Regions from separate parts of the Homo sapiens genome. Here region 2 is linked to region 1. A link is an interaction called in ENCODE POLR2A ChIA-PET data of the cell type or tissue named here. Cell type or tissue: OCI-LY7. All regions are shown on one strand.

Evidence for each region. Peaks named below come from ENCODE experiments on the same cell type or tissue, not always from the same donor. Only the 100,000 strongest peaks of a DNase experiment are listed, where the experiment ranks them.
Region 2: POLR2A ChIA-PET joins it to region 1 with 5 read pairs; 3 of 35 experiments call an interaction of 5 or more read pairs at or near these places.

The regions. Positions count from the first base shown.
Region 1 is chr1:40,384,788-40,387,287 of GRCh38, forward strand. The region is part of intron 1 of SMAP2 (small ArfGAP2); the gene reads left to right. Among named protein-coding and RNA genes, the nearest start is that of SMAP2, 12 kb to the left of the region's middle. RefSeq lists an enhancer at 958-1,227. In OCI-LY7, no CTCF peak of the experiment used is centred here; DNase peaks (open chromatin) are centred at 984, 1,354 and 2,154; H3K4me3 peaks cover 2,500 bases; H3K27ac peaks cover 2,500 bases.
Region 2 is chr1:39,834,060-39,836,559 of GRCh38, forward strand. The region is part of intron 3 of LOC105378667 (a long non-coding RNA gene); the gene reads left to right. Among named protein-coding and RNA genes, the nearest start is that of LINC02811, 18 kb to the left of the region's middle. In OCI-LY7, no CTCF peak of the experiment used is centred here; no DNase peak of the experiment used is centred here.

The DNA of each region.
Region 1 (2,500 bases):
ATGTAATTTGGGATTTGAAAAAGCATATCAGACTGCTTCCCAGAGTACCAGTTCTTTTCAGCTGGTCCATTTCAACTTAAGAGGTCCATCTATGCATTTTTGAAGCTTCATATTTAATAAATATAATATTTCACTGCTGTGTTTGACTATTCCGTTTCCCACACTTTCTCCTTCCCTACCCCACTCTTCTGGATCCTGTGTTTCCCCACAGGCTTTGTGAATGCCGGTCCACTGATGGCTGAACTGCAGGTCTCTCCCCAGTGGAAAGCCCCAGAGATGAGCCAGATCTGCCTCAGCTGTGGCCATCCGTCAGCGTAAGGTTGCTCTGGTGGTCGTCTTCAGTTTGTCCAGCTCTTCCCCTTATCCCCCATCCTCCCTCATGTGTGGCTGAAGCTTGCCCTGGAATCCCACCTTTGTAGCATGTCACTCGGTAGTAGTAGAATTTTATTATTGTTGCTTTTTTTCATTTTCAATTAATGTTAAGTGATTCTCTGACAAATTTTGTTGACCATAGCCCTCTTTTCCCCTCAGTTCATAGATTTCCTATAGGAATTCTGGTTTGCTTTTAAATACATATAGAATACAGTTTATTTAAGTTCTGGATTTCATAAGCTTACTTGGAAAATACTTTTTTAAAAAAAACATTTCAGGTCAAAGCTTCCAAAAAGAAATTTCTTAATCTGAAACAATGAGAACTGGGTTCCTCAGGCCTCATGTCATTTCCCCTCACCCACAAATCAAATGTGTAATGCTCTCATTTTATGATGTATTGAAACAGTGAAGCAAATGCGAGAGGGAGAGAGACCTACTCTCAGCTGTAGCTGATAAGTGTGTCCTAGCATGGTGATTTGAGCAAATAGAGCACCTTTTCTTTTCCTTTTCTTCAAATAGCCATGCTGTCTTTTGCAGCAGTTGCTGGTGACGGAATACCATAAATCCCCAGGCCTCTACCACAGAGCTTACATCTTTAGATGTGGGTTTACATGTTAATCCTACAATGTTATTTCACCTCAGTGGTCTGAAGTGCGCACACAGTACATTTTGTTCTTTAACTTCCTCTTTTCTTGTCTAACTGGAAGTCCCCAAATGTGTGGATTTAGAAATGAGTTCTCTAGTGTTTCTAGTTTTGAGTTAAGGAAGTTTTGTCTTGATATTGTTTAGGTGGTTGTTTTTGTTCTGTGCCTTCAAAAATAATTTCTTACAGAATTTTCTGTGTGAACTGGTGACATCATATGCTGTAGTGTAAAGCTTGTAGAGAAGGGGGCATTGGTGTCTTTTTGTTGTTGTTGACACTTTATCACTCCTTATAACTGACACAAACCCTGAGAAGAGAAACAGGAAGGAAACTCCCTGTTCTTACCATGATGCTTTTGTTCAAAATAGCTGAAAACAGCAGAGCTGACGGAAACCAATTTGAGTGTGACAGCTGATTTGAGAAAGAATGAATTAAGAGATTCAGGCTCTTCTGCTATGTTGAAATCATTTTTACTGAAAGATTAGCTGTTTGGAACAGGGATTGACTTTGTCTCTCTGAAAGTAGGCATGAAGAGTTCGGTTAGAGGAACCGTTACAGATGGAGGAGAAACTTGAGGAAAGGTCTTTCCTGTAGTGTGACTACAGTATTAACATTCCCAGATTATATGAAAGAGAAAGGAAGCTTCATTAAATGAAACATTGGAATCAGGAAGACTCCGGCTTGGCTCCCTGAGCATTCTAACTTGTTCTGAGCCTAGTCTCGACAGAAGTAGCCTGACACAAGTGGCTCAGATCAAGGGTCCATATTACGGGCAGAGTAAAAATAGGTCCCAGTTTCATTAGACTTCTCATACATTTAAGGAAAAAAAGATTTGTTGCCATAGGAACAGACCAGTTGTTTTCTGTCTTGTGGGATTTTAGGAGCTGGGGAGATAGGAGGATCCCTGTGCTTATAATCTAAACATCAGTAAATGCTGGTTTTTTTTAAAACAACAACAACTTTATCTTTTATGATTCTGAAACCTATCCACGATAAAAATCATTGGAAAGTATGAAAAATATAATGATGCTGAAGGTATTTTTCATAATTCTTTTTTTTTTTTTTTTTTGGAGACAAGGTCTCTCGCTCCGTCGCCCAAGCTGGAGTACAGTGGCACGATCTCAGCTCACTGCAGCCTCTATCAGGCTTAAGCAGTTCTTCTGTCTCAGCCTTCATAGTAGCTGGGACTACAGGTGCACACCACCACGTCCAGCTAATTTTTGTATTTTTAGTACAGACAGGGTTTTGCCATGTTGCCCAGGCTAGTCTCGAACTCCTGAGCTCACATCATCTGCCTGCCTCGGCCTGCCGGAGTGCCAGGATTACAGGCATCAACCACCATGCCCGGCCTTATTTTTCATAATTCTTATCACCCATTTACTTGAGCTTATACCATAATGATTTTATATCATTCTTTTTTGCTTAACATTTATTATAAGCTTATTTCATGACATTAAAAACGTGTAAATACCTTTATTGTATCCC
Region 2 (2,500 bases), 550 kb before region 1:
TTTGTAGAGGTGGGTCTCATTCTGTTGCCCAGGCTGGTCTCAAAACTCCAGGCTCAAGCAATCCTCCCACCTCAGCCTCCCAATGTGGCATGAGCCACTGCGCCCGGCCTGACTGGCTTTCATGCAGCATAATGTCCTCAAAGTTGTAGCATGCGTCAGAACTTCCTTCCTTGCTAAGGGTGAATATTCCATCATATGTACTTACATTTTGTTTATCCACTCACTCTTATTTATTTTTGAGATAGGGTCTGCCTCATTCTGTCACCCAGGATCTGGAGTGCGGTGACACAATCACAGCTCACTGCAGCCTTGACCTCTTGGGCTTAAGTGATCCTCCCACCTCAGCCTCTTAAGTAGTTGGGACTACAGGCACACACCATCACACCCAGCTAATCTGTTTATTTTTTGTAGAGATGGGCTCTTACTGTGTTGCCCAGGCTGGTCTTGAACTCCTGGGCTCAAGCGATCCTCCTGCCTTGGCCTCCCAAAGTGCTGGGATAACAGGCACAAGCCACCATGTGCAGCCCTTAGATTCACTTTTTTTTTTTTTTTTTTTTTTGAGATGTAGTCTCACTCTGTCGCCCAGGCTGGAGCACAGTGGCGTGATCTCGGTTCATTGCAACCTCCACCTCCTGGGTTCGAGTGATTCTCCTGCCTCAGCCTCCCAAGTAGCTGGGATTACAGGCCTGCGCCACACCCAGCTGATTTTTGTATTTCTAGTAGAGACAGGGTTTCACTATGTTGGCCAGACTGGTCTCGAACTCCTGACCCCAGGTGATCCACCCGCCTCAGCCTCCCAAAGTGCTGGGATTACAGGTGTGCACCACCACACCCGGCCTAGATTCACTCTTGATGGACAACTGGGCTGCTTCTACCCCTTGGCTATTGTAAAGAACGCTGCTATGCAGAACAAGGGTGTATCTCCCTGAGACCCTGCTTTCAGGTCTTTGGGATATATCCCCAGAGGGGGGACTGCTGGATCATATGGCGGTTCCCTTTTTAATTTTCTGAGGAACTGCCATACTATTTTCCACAGCAGCTGTACTATTTTACATTCTCACCAACAGTGCAAAGGGTTCCAATTTTTTCACATTCTTGCCAACACTTGTTATCTTCTGGGTTAATTTGTTTTGTTTTGTTTTATAGCAGCCATTCTAATGGGTACGGGGTGTCCTAGGGCTTTTGAACTTAGAACCAGAGAAAACATCCGCACAATCTGTCCCCAGTTGTCAAGGCCATAAGAGGTGAAACACAGGTGCTACTAGCAGCCCTGTCTCCTGCCATGTAGAGAAAGCCTGTTTACAGTGAGAGAGGAGTGAGCTGATTTGCAGAGAAAAGAGAAAGTCTCTAAAGCCTCAGATTGGGTAGTACAAGTTGTGGCTGGAGCCTAGATACTTTCCTGCCCTTGAATTTGATGAGACACCTCATTAACCCAATCATAAATCCACCTTTTTACTTAAGTTAGAGTTGTTTCATTTGCAACCATGATTCTTGCCATAAACATCTTTGTACAAGAGTTAGTTCTTCAGTCTTTTCTTTTTTTTTTTTTTAACCTTTTCTTCCTTTGATTCTTTCTTAGAAGTAGATGGGATATAAATAATTTGTACATTCAAAAACCCTAAATTTGTACATTCAAAAACCCTAAAGAAATGCCCTTGCAGAAGTAGAGGGTTGTGGTTAGAGTATGAGTTTGGAGTCAGCCCAAACTGGCTTCAAATCCTAGCTCAACAAATGTTTATGGGATGTGTTAACTAACTTGATGGTGGTATAGATAGATAGATGGATAGACAGATAGATAGATAGATAGATAGATAGATACACACATACATATATACACATATATAAAATCACTTTATATAGTTTAAATATATATAATTTTATCTGTCGATTATATCTCAATAAATCTGGATAAAAATAAAAGGCTGACTTCAAGTAAAAAAACAAAAACACAAATAAGTGCTTTTAAGCAGCAGGCCCTTGTAGATGCCAGGGATAAAGCAGTGAACAACAGACAAACATCGCTGCCCTCACCAAGCTTTATCTCTGCTACTCGGCAAATATTTGCATGTTTACTCTGTGCCAACCACTGTTCATTAAGCTGTGTTTATAAAATGGTGATAACAGATTATCTTGTCCGTTTGTTTTAAGGAATCATTATAACGTATGCATGTGCTTGATATAATGCCTGACACACAGAAGCACTCAACACAGAGAAGCCATGTCTACGTTTAGACAGGGAGGTGTGTCTTGCAGAAATTAGCCTCGATATACATTGGGTGCCCACTATATGTTCCACAATCATCTTAAAATAGTACTCAGATCCTGGCAGAATTTACTTTCCAGTGGGAACAAGAGATAAATAACAGGTGCTATGAGCTGTGGCAAAATAATGAGCCAGAACAGACTCTGGAGCCACCCACCTATTTTCAAATCCCAGCTTGCCCTTGGGAAAGTCACCTAACTGCTCTACTCAGTTTCCTCAGTTGTAAGACAGAGACAA